Linked DNA regions of Homo sapiens: regions 2 and 3 are each linked to region 1. Evidence: chromatin loops called from intact Hi-C (ENCODE). Cell type or tissue: GM12878. All regions are shown on one strand.

The links. A loop is a pair of places that touch in the nucleus more often than their neighbours do. Peaks named below come from ENCODE experiments on the same cell type or tissue, not always from the same donor. Only the 100,000 strongest peaks of a DNase experiment are listed, where the experiment ranks them.
Region 2: a loop joins it to region 1, with 8 times the contacts of the local background. A loop is called at or near these places in 5 of 110 quality-filtered maps.
Region 3: a loop joins it to region 1, with 5 times the contacts of the local background. A loop is called at or near these places in 4 of 110 quality-filtered maps.

The regions. Positions count from the first base shown.
Region 1 is chr14:103,138,368-103,143,367 of GRCh38, forward strand. It overlaps the pseudogene NDUFB4P11. Among named protein-coding and RNA genes, the nearest start is that of TNFAIP2, 17 kb to the left of the region's middle. RefSeq lists enhancers at 1,950-1,999, 2,030-2,079. In GM12878, CTCF peaks have their summits at 3,017 (motif pointing left) and 3,891; DNase peaks (open chromatin) are centred at 2,114, 2,534 and 2,967; H3K4me3 peaks cover 623 bases; H3K27ac peaks cover 903 bases.
Region 2 is chr14:103,073,587-103,078,586 of GRCh38, forward strand. No RefSeq gene overlaps it. Among named protein-coding and RNA genes, the nearest start is that of LBHD2, 8.1 kb to the right of the region's middle. RefSeq lists an enhancer at 1,228-1,819 and a silencer at 2,013-2,462. In GM12878, CTCF peaks have their summits at 2,146 (motif pointing right) and 4,865 (motif pointing right); DNase peaks (open chromatin) are centred at 2,245 and 4,905; H3K4me3 peaks cover 1,023 bases.
Region 3 is chr14:103,291,049-103,296,048 of GRCh38, forward strand. LOC105370686 (a long non-coding RNA gene) reads right to left here. Exons shown (of 3, transcript XR_944246.2): 3 at 3,026-3,529. Among named protein-coding and RNA genes, the nearest start is that of EIF5, 41 kb to the right of the region's middle. In GM12878, a CTCF peak has its summit at 1,936 (motif pointing left); a DNase peak (open chromatin) is centred at 1,973.

The DNA of each region.
Region 1 (5,000 bases):
CTCCCCTGCATGGCCCCCTGACCCTGGGCAAACGTGGGGAGAGATGGCGCCTGAGCCCCGATGGAAGCTGTCAGTGGGCCCTGGCACACATTCTCCCACGGGGGCGGACTTAGGTCCCAAAGTGACCCCCAGCCTCGCGGCGGCCAGGGCGGGCCGAGTCGTCGGAGCGCGGCGGGACCTGGGGCCAGGTGGACCCCCCTCCCCGGGCTGCGTCCACCCCTGGCAGAGGGGCGGGCTCCGGGCGCGAGGCCCCAGGCGAGGAGGAAGAGGGTGCGGGCGGCGCCTTGGAGGTTCCTGCTGTTCCTGCTTTTCGGGGCGGGGGCCTTCCGGGTCACTGTCCCGCCAGCTGTTGGATCTGCACCAGTAACTTCTCCAGGAAAATCCCCCGGAGAGGAGGATCTGCCCGGCGGAGGGGAGCGAGTCCCCCAGCGCGGGGACAGGGCGGGCGGAGCGGGGCCTGGGCCAGGCCTGGTGCCTTTGTGCAAGGACGGGCCCCGGGCTGCCCAGGCTCCTGTGAGCAGGGGTGGAGCGGGGAGGCCGCAGCCCCCGCGGAACACCGGGCGCCCCCGGCCTCCAGCAGTGGGAAGCAGCCCGGGGGCTGACGCTCCCTGCAGGAGCCAGGAGCAAGCAAACAAGCAGCTTGAGTGCAGGCGCGGGGACGGGCCGGGGGTGCCTGCGGGTGAAAGGGCGGCTCAAAGGGACAGTCGCTGGAGGCCCGGTCTTGAGGAGGTGCCTGGAGCAGACCCGGGCTGGGCGCTGCGGGGGAGGGAGGAGGTTGCGGAGGCCGGCGGGCGGGAACGGGGAGGAATTCCAGGTTTCAGGCAAAGAAAGACGGCAGGACTGGGGAAAAGGGATCCTGGACAGGAGACTCCGCAGGAGGAAGGAGGGGGCCGGTAAGTGGGCTCCTTCCAGCTGGGGAGCGGGGCTGGAAGGGGCTGGAGACGCGAGTTTCAACTCATGGGATTTATGGCTTGGAAAGACCCCTCTGCCCTTCGGGGGCGCTGGGGTCCCCAGGGGAGAGATGAGGGCGGCAGCGAGGGCCCCCTCGTGCAGTGAGATGGAGCGAGCTCTCGGTGGGCTGAGGGAAAGAGCAGCCCAGGGGCTTCTAAGAGACCGGGAGGGAACCAGGCTGCTTCCAGGGACAGGGAGGGCCTGGGAGGGGAGAAAGGGCTGAGGAAGCGCTTGGTCAAGTTCAGGGGGAGAGGTCCCTCCGCACTCGCAGTTGTGCCCTGTGTCACCACGATGTTGTTCCCAAAGTATTCTTCTGGTGTTTTTTTTATTTTTATTTTTTCCTTCTTTTCACAGGTGTTGACCCAAAGTATTTTCTCTCATGCCTGGCCACTCTGCCCTGGACCCTCAACCCAGCCGAATATGACACATCTCCAGAAACCCAGCAGGCGCAAGCCGCAGGGTTGGCCTTAAAATCCTGCTTAAACAGGAGACCCTGGAGGCCTGCTTCAGTGCCACCAGCCTAACCGCCAGGGCTCATCAAAGACGCTGCCCAGATGCATTGAACGTAAGCAAGATCAGCAAAGGTTTATCTCAACTTCAGACTCACTCCCAGAAACTCACTCTTGGGAGCTCTCTGTGGAATTGGGCCCCCCTTCTTCTGGTATTATGTTTTCAAAACTGACAGGGATATGAAAGAAAAACTTATCCAGGAAAGAAAATTGGGTTGAACATTTAACATCTCATTTAAGTCTTGCAATAATGGCTATATGTATTTTTGCTAAATAAATCTTCTATTAATCTTTTTTTTTTTTAAAGTTTGAGATGTCTGCAGAATGGGCATGTGGTTCATTAGAGTGACCAATACCCCGGTGAGTGACAACACTTTGTGTGCGAGGCTGCCGGCCGCCAGGCCCTCTCTCTCGCTCACTGCTTTGGGGGCATCATTTTGCACAGCCCCTGTGGAGGGTGATTTGGGCTTCCGGGTCAGGCTGACAAATGCAGGAACCTGTGAGGCAGCCATTCTCCTTCCAGGAATGTACCTTATCCATGCTCTACCAGCTATGCAAAGCAACTTGAGTGCCAGACTAGTCACTTCAGTTACAGTAGCAACATACTGGAAACTCCCTAAATGCCCATCGGCAGACACCAGGGAAATCACTGCAGTGCACCCAAACAATGGAGTACTATGTGGCGGTGAAAAAGAATGAGGAAGTTCTCTCTGTTCTCATGTTGACATTCAGGACACATAACGTTAAGTGGAAAAAAGCACAGTGCAGAGCAGAGTTTGTGGTGTGTGTGTGTGTGTCTGAGAGAGAGAGAGAGAGAGAGAGAGAGAGGTGAACAGGGTTGGATGGGGACAGAAGTTAGGAAGGAGGTATTTGGCCGTATAGCTTGTAAATTTTCATTATGAGGCATGTGAATGTGTTATATTATTAGCATTTTATAACTGAACATTTAACTGAGAAAATGAAAGTGGTGTTGCTGGAGATGGGAGGAGAGAGGAGGAAAATACTTTAGTGTCTCAGGGGTAGGCTCAACCAGCCATGTCCAGCGCCTCTTTGAAGTGGGTTCATCAGCAACCTGTGACTTGGCGTGAAGCCAAGTTCAGCGCTGAGGTGCAGACTGTAATCACAGGGCTGAGTTTAACCAAGACTCTGGTTTTGTCAGGCGATCACTATGGAGGATGATAGCTGAGCCGTGGGAGGGGCTTGCCAGGGAGAAGTCATACCGATGGGCGATACCCATACTGACTGCTGCTATACCCAGCAGTCCCTGGTCGCCCCCAGAACTCCCATCCTCTGACCCTGTGCTGCCTTGCAGCCCCTCAGCCCCCCATGCATGCCCCCCATGCATGCCCCCACCATCCCTGCAGTGAGACCCCGCAGCCTCCTGAGATGCCAGGTAAGCCATGCACAGCCAGGTGCTGTGCCTCAGAACTTGCTGCAAAGCTACTTATGCAAGGCGGGGGAAGCCGTCCTGGGAGGCTGTGCAGGTGAGCAGCCAATAAACAAGTGAAAAGAAACCCCCCTCCCTCCTTGTTTGTCTCTCCAGCGCCCTCTACTGACAGTGCACAGCACCGTGCCAGCAGGAGAGAGGGAAAAGTTCCAGAATCCCCAAGTAGGGCAGTGAAAGATGGGCTTGGGTCAGAGGCAGTAGATGGATAGCAGGCAGTTGCTTTCCATATGCACCCTTTTACACACGTTTAACCTTTTCTAAAAATTCCAGTAAATGCAATACATGTATCCTTCCCACAAGTGAAGATGCACTCACGCTGTCTCCAAAATGAGGAGACAGTGAGGACAAGGTGCCAATGGTTACTGTAGCCACTGTTGGCTCTGTTAATTACACCACAAATTCAACCACAGTCCACTGAATATCTTGTTACCTGAAGACTGAATGGTAACACTAACCTCCAAAAAATTGTGTGTACAATACAGATGCCAGCGAGAGAAAACAGGAAAATGGTTGGCATGTGGAAACAAACACGTGAAAACAAGCAAAGGAAACTAAGCAAAACTACTACACTCCTTGCTTCCGTGACAGTTGGGAGCCGAGGCTTGAAGTCCATGGTTCCTTCTCCCATCACTCATCCTGGATTTTCCCCTCCCTCAGCCGGGACCTCAGCTAGTTGGTGATCTTTACTTGATGAAACAACTAAAACTTTCATTTCAGAAGGTTCTGAGTCCTCAATTTTCCTGCCTTTCTATGGCTGGGGTAGTTTTCCATGAACCTTTTCTATTGGCCATGGAAATAGTCAGAAGTGCCGCAGAGAATGAATGCCCTGATTTCCAGACATAGTAGCAGCTGCCTGGTCTCCCAGGAGAATCAGAACCTATCACTGCAGTCAAGAGAGCAATCATTTTTTAGGTCTTTTGGTGTCATGACAGAATGAGCCCCAGATGGCCAGGTGGCGGCATCATCTTTCAATTTAATGAAACCATTGCTGTGTCTCCTGGTTGAAGGATGTTCCTCTCCGGGACTAAGACCTTCACATTAGCAGAGCTCAAAGTTGCTGCGACAGGAAGCAAAAATCCTGCCAGCTGGTTGTTATTGGGGGTAATAGTAAGTGGATCCCCCTCATATCAACTGGTTGCATGGAGTTCTAATCGGGGAAGAGGAGTCAGGCTGGGGGGAGCAGGGAAAGCAAAACAAACAAACAAAAAACAGATAAGCTATAAGCCTGCCTTTCTACATGGCCCAGGACACACAGAGCCCTCCTAAGCAAATAACTCACAATCTTCCTGTGCCCATCTTATCGCCAGATCCTCAGCCGATAGACAAGTGTCAGTTAGCTCGCTGCAACCTGGGCATTATCAGCACTGCGCGTGGCCCTCTCCAGCACAAGCACCATCCTATAAAATCCCCCACAAGTCTTTGTCTCCTTGTAGTCAGCTCCCCTTTTGCTGATCTGCCCATTGCTTTCTTGCAATGTATTTTCCTGTGTTCTCTAATAAGCCTGCCTGTCTTTACCTACAACTCTCTTGGTAAATTCCTTTATTGCATGCGCCACTGGTCCTAGTTAGTCACTACCTGTGACAGCTTGGTTTCTGGAGCCATGCATTTTGGCTATAAGGGAAGTAGAACCATGTGGTGGCCCCTGATTCAAAGCGTATATGGAATCCTGTAAAATAGAGTCCATCTTTCCTGGGTATTGCCACTCAGTCTTTTGCTGAGGCTAGCTCCTTCTGGGTGATAGAATAAGCAGTAAGATCAGTGAATTCCACGGCCACGAGCCACTGTGGCATTTCCTTGGTGGTGAAATGGGTTCCTTGGTCAGAAGCAGCCCTGCATGGAAGCCATGATGGTGAAAGGCATCACGTGAGGCTACAAGCAGCAGTGCTGCAGAAACACTCTGGGTAAGGGAGGCAAAGTGTGTCCCTTCCAGGAAGGTGAGTCTGTGTCCCCTCCATGATGGAAGAGACCAGGACCCACCTGCTACCAGATGCTGGCTGCTCTCTGTGGGGGAAGGTGCCATCAGGCACTCAGTGCTGCTCTCTGGGGTTGTGAGAGGGGGCTGCCAGCAGTGAGATTAGTCAGACCAGCCTGGA
Region 2 (5,000 bases), 65 kb before region 1:
CACCTTTACACCCCACCCAGCCAACCCAGGCTGCACACCCCTCGGGCGCAGTGTTGGCACTGAGTCTGGTGACCGCTCGCTGGGAGGAAATGTTGGCCTGCATGACTGAGTGACCTGACTGCTGGGAGGCCGGGGCTGGGGGAGACGGGATGCCGGGGAAATGGGTGCCCAGGCCAGGACAGAGTGCGCACAAGCAGCCTAGCCTCAGGCATCCGTTCTCCCTGACTGCTCTGGGGCACAGAGGCAGGGCAGGGCCCAGGATGTCAGGCCCCACCCTGCAGCCATGATGCGGGACTGAGGCTAGCCGGGCCTTGAATCCTACCCCAAACCCCCGCAGGTGGGGCCAGGGCCATGAAGGGCTGGACCCCTATCTCCCTGGCGGCCACAGTCACATCTTTGCCCCTAGGGCTCAGGGGATTCCCTTGGAGGCTTTTAGAGCTCAGCAAGAATCAGTTCAACCTGTGGCTGCTGGGGTGTGGGCGGGTTCTGCATGATTTGCGGGCCCAGCACCCATCATGCCTGTCCGCAGGGCTCAGCGCCCCTGGTGCAGGAGGAGAGGGAGGGCAACAGGGCTCCCCTGTGGGCCGCTGGCCTTGGGGGTTCCTCCCTTGGCTCTGGGCTTCTCCAGCTGTGGTTCCAGGGCAAGCCTCTTTCCCTCCCAGTCTCAGTATGTGTTCCTGTACCGCCCCAGTGCTGTCCTGGGACTGGAGGTCTCCAGGCCCCAGCTGGGGTGTGGCCAGTGTCAATGTAGCTGCAGTGACGGGGTGTCTCCCCACCCCGGCACCTTCCTGCCTCCGGGGCCCCGCAGCCCAGTGCACAGTGTCATGGTGCACTCCAGGACGGAGCTCTCCCCTCACAAGCTCTGTGACCCCAGGCAGGCTCTTCAGCCTCTCGGTCCCTGGTTTCCTCCCTGTAAATGGGATACTACGCCATCTTTATAGGGCTTCCATGATTCAGTGAAGCCATCTGGTTTCAGGCCAATTGCCTGGAGAGTGCCTGCTCACAGGACATGCGGTGTGAGCTGAGCTAGGATTATGGCGTAGCTCTCCAGCACACTTGTGCACTATACACACACATACCATTTCCGTCTTACCCACCACCGTACTAAGGAGGACTTTTTAAGAAGGGGCACACACTTTAGAGTTAATGTTTGTTACACAAAGGTGGCCCACGACAATTAGTGCTCATTTAGCACGTGCCTGGCAGCAGGACCTTGCCCACCTCTGTGAACAGGAGCTGCCCCTTAGTGAGGTGAGACTGTGCTGGCCACACGGCAGGACCTGGCCATCCCCAGAGCTTCCCAGCTGGAGGCTGCCAGCTGCTGCCCTCAGCAGTGAGGAGTCCTCAGAGGCTCTGGAAGTTACAACCCTGACCCTCCGCCTGAGACCTGAGCCCTGCCAGGCCTGTCTGTGTGCACAGCACCAGGGTTAAAGTGGGGCCAAGTAGGGCAGGCGACAAGCAAGGTCCCCTGCGGTGGGCGGGCTGAGGGTGGGGCAGGCTGAACTCTGCCAGCCCAGGGCGGGCCGGATGACCTCAGCTCCGGGTGACACCGGTGGGCGTCGGGTGTGGCCTCAGACAGCTCCCTTCCTCCCCGGCTGGTTGCCAGGTCAACACCGGGTGGGACTAGCCTCTGGTGTCGGCAGTAGCCCCATGCTCCCGGCCTTTGGGTTCTTGCATGCGCCGTCCCCATCACCTGGCTGCCCCTCTCACTTCCGTCTCCACCTGTCCCGGGTCACCTGTCCTTCAAGCCAGAAATTAAGGACAGCACCCCCTCCCAGACCGCCTGGCTGCAGTCCCGGGATGGGCGCTCCTAGTCGCCTAGATCGGGCCCCCGCTGAGCCCGATCCCCCTCCCCGCTCCGCGCCGGAGCCGAGCTCCCTGCGCCGGACCAGCAAGCGCCCGGGCCTCGACTTCCCCTTCCGTGCAATGGGAAGCAAGCCTCGCTTTCCTATGAGCAGGGTGTCGGCTCCGCGCGGGCCCCGGCCCTGGATCCTGCTTGGCTTTGCCTGGAGCCTCATTCTCTCCGGCTGTGCCGGGGGAGGCTGGAGGCGGCGGCGAGGGGGACAGGAGTGTCGCCCGGCTCCTCCGCCCGCGGCCGCCGAGGGACGTGGTCGGGCGTTCCTCTCTCGAGCCGGGAGGGGGCGCTGGAGCACCGGGAACCCGGGGCCGTTAGCACCGCCCCTCCTGCCGACGCCCCGCCTCCGGCCGCGTTTCCCCGGGCCTGGTCCCGCTCCGCTCCGCGGCGCCTCCTCTCCGCAACTCCCACTAGGAGGGCAGACCCTCAGCCGGAGCCGAGGCCGCGCCCCGCAGCCGCGCCCCGGGGCTGCCCCTGTGGGTGGAGCCTCTTAGGACGACATCCAAACACCCCGGGCGGGCGCGGGACTCACGCCGGGAATCCCAGCACTTTGGGAGGCCGAGGCGGGCGGATCACCTGAGGTCAGCAGATCGAGACCAGCCTGAGCAAGATGGTGAAACCCCGTCTCTGCTAAAAATACAAAATTAGCCTGGCGTGGTGGTGGGTGCCTGTAATCCCAGCTACTCAGGAGGCTGAGGCAGGAGAATCGCTTGAACCTGGGAGGCGGAGGTTGCAGTGAGCTGAGATCACGCCACTCTGCACTCCAACCTGGGCGACTGAGCGAGACTTCGTCCCAAAACAAACAAACAAAAAAACCCACCAAAAAATAAAAAACTGAAACCGTATTTTTTTTTTCGACAGGGTCTTGCTCTGTAACCCAAGCTGGAGTGCAGTGATGCGATCACGGCTCAATGCAACCTCAACCTCTCCGGGCTCAAGTGATCCTCCCACCTCAGCCTCCCAAGTAGCTGGGACTACAGGCGCCGCCACTCCTGGCTCCTTTTTTTTTTTCTTTTTTGAGACGGAGTCTGCCTCTATCGCCCAGGCTGGAGTGCAGTGGCTCGATCTCGGCTCACTGCAACCTCCACCTCCCAGGTCCAAGCAATTCTTCTGCCTCAGCCTCCCGAGTAGCTGGGACTACAGGCGTGTACCACCGTGCCCGGCGAATTTTTGTATTTTCAGTAGAGAGGGGTTTCACCGTGTTGCTCAGGCTGGTCTCTCTCTCGTGACCTCCAGATGATCCGCCCGCATGGTCCTCCCAAAATGCTGGGATTACAGGCGAGAGCCACCGTGCTTGGCTAATTTTTTTTTTTTTTAGATGGAGTCTCTATCTGTCGCCTGGGCTGGAGTGCAGTGGCGTGATCTTGGCTCACATCAAGCTCTGCCTCCTCGGTTCACGCCATTCTCCTGCCTCAGCCTCCTGAGTAGCTGGGACTATAGGCGCCCACCACCACGCCCGGCTAATTTTTGTATTTTTAGTAGAGACGGGGTTTCACTGTGTTAGCCAGGATGGTCTCAATCTCCTGACCTCGTGATCCGCCCGTCTCGGCCTCCCAAAGTGCTGGGATTACAGGCGTGAGCCACCGCGCCCGGCCAATTTTTGTATTTTTAGTAGAGACGGGGTTTCACCATCTTGGCCAGGCTGGTCTTCAACTCCTCACCTCGTGATCCACCCGCCTCCGCATCCCAAAGTGCTGGGATTACAGGTGTGAGCCACCGTGCCCAGCCTACTTTTTAAAAAAAATAATAATTTTTTAGAGATGGGGGGGATCTCACTATGTTGCCCAGGCTGGTCTCGAGCTCCTGGGCTCAAGCGATCTGCCCGCCTTGGCCTTCCAAATTACAGTCGTGAGACACTGCTCCTGGCCATAAAAAACCCCTCTGAAACTGGGTGATTTGTAACACATCCAGAGGGAAACGTCTGGAAACTGCTGTCAACCAATACTTAGGGGCTGGGGATTTAGTGTGGGAGAAGACAGCTGGAAGTCCTTGCACCAGGGCTTCCTAGCAGGGTGAGATAGTCCCAGGAGAGGCTGGAGGCCTCTTCCAGTCACCTTCTTCTTTCACTCTCCATCCACCCGCCTGGCCCCTCCAACCTCCACCAGGGTTATTTATTTATTTATTTATTATTTATTTATTATTTATTTTTTGTTTTTGAGACAGAGTCTCCCTCTGTCGTCCAGGCTGGAGTACAGTGGCGCGATCTCCGCTCGCTGCAAGCTCCGCCTCCCAGGTTCACGCCATTCTCCTGCCTCAGCCTCCGGAGTAGCTGGGACTACAGGCGCCCGCCATCACGCCCGGAGAATTTTTTGTATTTTTAGTGGAGACGGGGTTTCACCGTGTTAGCCAGGATGGTCTCGATCTCCTGACTTCGTGATCCACCCGCCTCGGCCTCCCAAAGTGCTGGGATTACAGGCGTGAGCCACCGCGCCCGGCCCCAGGGTCATTTATTTAGGACCCCCTGCCTGCCAGTCTGCCAAGGGGCACAGGAGTTGGTCCTGGACCTGCCCTGTCAGAGGATCATCACGATCCTGTGGCATAGGGCCACAGTGCTCACATGGCCCAGCCTGGTGGCATGAGCCTGTGCAGTCCCAGCTACTCCAGAGGCCGGGGTGGGAGGATCTCTTCAGCCTAGGAGTTCGAGGCCAGATTGGGAAACAGCAAGGCTGCATCTGTTAAAAAAAAAAAAAGAAAGAAGGGAAGAAAGAAAAAAAGGAAGGAAGGGAGTAGCAGAGAGGAAGGAAGGAGGGAAGCAGAGGAAGGGGAGGAAGGGAGGAAGGAAGGAACGATTATATGTAGCAGAGACATGCATATAAAACACCCAAAGGAAGGAAGGAAGGAGGGAGGGAGGGAGGGAGAGAAAGAAGGAAGGAAGGAAGAAGGGAGGAAGGAAGGAAGGATTATATGTAGCAGAGACATGCAGGTAAAACACCGAAGTGGTGTATTGTCACTGCGCAGTCCTTGATGTTGCCCAGGCAGTCTGCGGTGTCTTACTCCAAGACGGCCACAAGAGGGTACTGAGAGCAAGCCTTTCTGGCCCAGGGCCAGGCTTTCCGCTTCCAGTGGAGCACCCCAGTAGATGCAGATGCCGCCCTCACCTCCGTTCTTTTTTTTTTTTTTTTTTTTGAGATGGTCTCACTTCATC
Region 3 (5,000 bases), 150 kb after region 1:
CCTACCCTGTCACCTCAGACTCAGAAGGAGGGCCGCAGAGCCACCTGGACCTGAGCTTCAATTCTCTTAAGGCTCTACCAGGGTGACCCTTCAGCGGAGAATCCAGAGTGGGGGCTGCATGTGAATGAAGCTCAATCATGGGGGGCTGCATCTGAAGCTCTCAAGCAATGGAGGCTGGATCTGAAACTGTCAATCACTGGGGGCTGCATGTGAAGCTGTCAATCACTGGGGGCTGTATCTGAAGCTCTCAATCAGTGGGGGCTGCTCTGGGGCTCTCAATCAATGGGGCTGCCTCTGAGGCTCTCAGTCAATAGGAGCTGCATCTGAGACTCAGTCAATAGGGCCTGCATCTGAGACTCTCAATCAATGAGGACTGCATCTAAGACTCTCAGTCAATAGGGGCTGCATCTGAGACTCAGTCAATGAGGACTGCATCTGAGAGTCAATCAATAGGGGTTGTGTCTGAGACTTAATCAATGGGAGCTGCCTCTGAGACTCTCAATCAATGGAGGCTGCGTGTGAAGCTCTCAATCAATGAGGGGTGCATCCGGGACTCTCAAGCAACGGGGGGTACATCTGAGACTCTCAAGCAATGGGGGCTGCACGTGAAGCTCTCAATCAATGGGGGTGCATCTGAGACACTCAAGCAATGGGGGCTGCATGTGAAGCTCTCAATGGAGGCTGCATCTGGGGCTCTCAATCAATGGAGGCTGATTCTGAAGCTCTCAATCAATGGGGGCCGCATCTGAATCTCTCAATCAATGGAGGCTGCATCTGAAGCTGTCACTCAGTGGGGGCTCCATGTGAACCTCTCAGTCAATGGGGGCTGCATCTGAGACTCTCAATCAATGCGGGCTGCATTTGAGATTTCAATCAATAGGGGCTGCATCTGAGAGTAATTCAGGGTTGTGTCTGAGAATCAGTGCGGACTGCCTCTGAGACTTTCAGTCATTGGGGGCTGCATCTTAGACTTTCAATCAACAGGGGCTGCATCTGAGACTTTCAAGCAATGGGGGCTACACGTGAAGCTCTCAATCAATGGGGGATGCATCTGAGACTCTCAACCAGTGGGGGGTGCATCTGAGACACTCAAGCAATGGGGGCTGCATGTGAAGCTCTCAATGGAGGCTGCATCTGGGGCTCTCAATCAATGGAGGCTGATTCTGAAGTTTTCAATCAATGGGGGCCACATCTGAATCTCTCAATCAATGGAGGCTGCATCTGAAGCTGTCACTCAGTGGGGGCTCCGTGTGAACCTCTCAGTCAATGGGGGCTGCATCTGAGACTCTCTATCAATGGGGGCTGCATCTGAGACTATCAATGGGGGCTGCTCTGGAGCTCTCAATGGGGCTTCCTCTGGGGCTCTCAGTCTATGGGGCTGCATCTGAGACTGCCAATCAATGGAGGCTGCAGTTGAGACTTCAATCAATAGGGGCTGCATCTGAGAGTCATTGAGGGTTGTGTCTGGGAATCAGTGGGGACTGCCTCTGAGACTCTCAGTCAATGGGGGCTGCACCTGAGACTTTCAATCAACAGGGGCTGCATCTGAGACTCAATCAATAGGGGCTGCATCTGAGACTCTCGATCAATGGGGGCTGCATCTGAGACTCTCTATCAGTGGGGCTGCCTCTGGGGCTCTCAGTCTATGGGGGCTGCATCTGAGAGTCAATCAACAGGGGCTGCATCTGAAACTTAATCAATGGGAGCTGCCTCTGAGACTCTCAATCAATGGGGACTGCATGTGAAGCTCTCAATCAGTGGAGGCTGCACCTGGGGATCTCAACCAATAGGGGCTGCATCTGAGACTCAATCAATGGGGCTGCATCTGAGACTCAATCAGTGGAGGCCGCATCTGAGACTCTAATCAATGGAGGCCGCATCTGAGACTCAAAACGGTGTGGGAGTGCACGGCAAATCTGGCCTTTGGTGCCCTCTGGTGGGCATTGCATGCCCTGCTGACCAGTCTGAGGACAGAGATGAGGGAAAGAAATCAGGGTAGCGTGGGGCTGTCCAGGGTTTTCCCCACCGACATGGATGACAGGGTGACCCTGAAGAAGTCACTCTTTTCTCTTAGCCTTGGCTTCCTAATCTGCAAAGATGGTGACAGATACATTCCATTTCAAAAGGCTGCCAGGGTCTAGGCGCAGCTGCTCATGCCTGTAATATCAGGTGCACTTTGGGAGGCTGAGGGAGGAGGATCACTTGAGCCCAGGAGTTTAAGACCAGCCTGGGCAAGATAGTGAGACCCCCATCGCTACAAATAAAATAAAATAAAATAAAAATTAGCTGGGTGTGCTGGTGTGTGCTTGTGGACCCAGGTCCTCCGGAGGCTGAGGTGAGAGGATCACCTGGGCCAGGGAGGCCAAGGCTGCGGTGAACCATGATTGTGCCACCACACTCCAGCCTAGGTGGCAGAGTAAGACCCTATCTTTAAAACACAAACAAAAAACAAACAAACAAAACTGCCAGGGATGAGATAGTTCAGGCAAGACTGTGCAAGTCCACAGCCCTGGCAGTTCCTTCCTGTGTCTCCCAGACAGAGGGGCTGAGTTCCAGAAGAAGAGGGTTTCACCGTCCCGCGCCCTCCCCTCCATCCTGTGTCTGGCTGCCAGGGGATGTTCCTAAGCCCTTCAGGTTCCTGCTGGCCATAGGACAGTCCCCGAGTGCTCTGGCCTGGCTCTCGAGGACGGGGATGCCCTGCCTGTCCCTTCCCCAGCCTCAGCTGTGCTGACACCTTCCATCCCCACACACACCTATACTGTGACCACCTCCTGGCCTTTGCCCCTGCTGACCCCCTTGGTCACTCCCTCCCGCTGTCCCCTTGCCCTCTGACAAATTCCTATCTTCCTTGTAATCCCAGTGTGGGTGGGCATCTTCTCCTCTGAGAACCTTCCTGGATCCCACTGCTCACCCCCACCCCGCCCCGGCCTCCCCTCTCCCCGGCCCCACCCCGGGTCTTCCCTCTCCACAGCTCCGCCCCAGCCTGCAGTCCACTCGCGTCTTGTCATATGAGACCCTGGGTGTCTCACATCCGACACGGCTTTAATTTTTATCTTCCTTACATGTTGTTCTCCCTTGTTGAACTAGGAGATCCCCTGACCTTGGTTTTCTTCCAGGCCCCGGAGACGCCTGGCCTGTGTTGAGAAGGGTACAAGTGTGTTGAAACCTCTGTCCGACTGAGGCGGCACATCAGCAGAAAGGAGCCAGGGAGCCCAGGGACGCCTGCGGGCAGTCCCTCTGCCCTCCTACCCACACCTGCTTCTGGGCAGCCAGTGTTCATCTCTCGGAGGCCATGGGCCTGGGGACTGGGTTCAGGTGAGCCATGCTGCAGGTGCTCCCCACGCCTCGCAAAGCTGGCAGGAGAGGACTAGCAGCCTGCACTCCCGGTGCCCACCCCGGGTCCAGCTGGGCCAGAACTTTTTGTTCAGAAGAAAGCCAAGGCTGTTCTTTCCAGAATCCATGTTGAAGGGTTTCCTCTTCTCCCGGGACTGCAGCTCACAGGGACCTTCCTTCAGTTGTTTAATTTACTCTATAAGTTATAGCAAAAAGAACATTGATTCAAGACAATCCCCATCAGAGTCTCAGCTGGCTTCTTTGTAGGAATTAAGCTGATCTTAAAATTCATGTAGAAACTCAAGGAACCCAGACAGCCAAAAAAAAATCTTGAAAAAGAGCAAAGATTGGAGGATTCACACTTTCTGATTTCAAAATTTACTACAAAGCTACAGTAGTCAAACCTGTGTGTGCTTGTATAAAGACAGACATATAGACCCATACAATAGAACTGAGATTCCAGAAAGAAACTCACATTTAGGGGTCAGTTGATTTTGATGAGAGCCAAGGCACTCTCATCAAAATCAATTGACCCCCAAATGTGAGGGTGAAGTGGGGAAAGAACAGTCTTTTCTTCAGCTGGGAGAGCGGAGAGCCACCTGCAGAAGAACGAAGTTGGAGCTCTACTTCACATCATATACATAAAGTAAATGAAAATGTACAAGACCCTTTCAGTTTAAAGATTATAATCTCGAATCCACATTATAACTAACCTTTAATCCACATTTTAACCAATCTTTGATTATAACTCATCTTTTAAAGAATCTTTAAATAATCATGATAACTAATCTTTAAACATCTCCAGTTTTGGTGTGGTATCAAAGAAGGATAGTCACAACTATCTAAAGACTGTATTGAATTACTCATCCTTTTCCAACAGCATGTCTGTGAGCGGCTGAATATTCCCCACAAACTTCAACCAAAACAACGTATCACAACAGACTCATGCAGAAGCAGATATGAGAATCTACCTGTCTCCTATCAAGCCAGACCATAAAGATATTGACAAAAATGAAAACTAATGCCACCCTTATTGTTAACTTTGTTGTTGTGGTTTCAGAACATACTTATTTTTCATTTAAAAATAATGACTAATGTTAACATGTTATGGCTTTGTCATTCTTTTAAAATAAATATTATTTCTAAACAAATATTCTTTTTAAATAAAAATTTATTTTCAAATGTATCTATGTATACAGTCATGTGTTGCTTAACAACAGGGATACATTTTGAGAGGTGTCATTAGGCAATTTCGTGGCTGCGTGAACATCATGACAAAGACCTAGATGAGGCAGCCTACTACACACCTGTACAACGTGGGACTGTACTGAATACTGTAGGCAATTGTGACACAATGGTAAGTATTAATATTTGTGGATCTAGGCCAGGCATGGTGGCTCACGCCTGTAATCCCAGAACTTTGGGAGGCCGAGGCAGGTGGATCACCTGAGGTCAGGAGTTCAAGACCAGCCTGGCCAACATGGTGAAACCCCATCTCTACTAAAAATACAAAAATTAGCTGGGGATGGTGGTAGGTGCCTGTAGTCCCAGCTACTTGGGAGGCTGAGGCAGGAGAATCGCTTGAACCCAGGAGGTGGAGATTGCAGTGAGCTGAGATCATACCACTGCACTCCAGCCTGGGTGACAGGGCCAGACTCTGTCTCAAA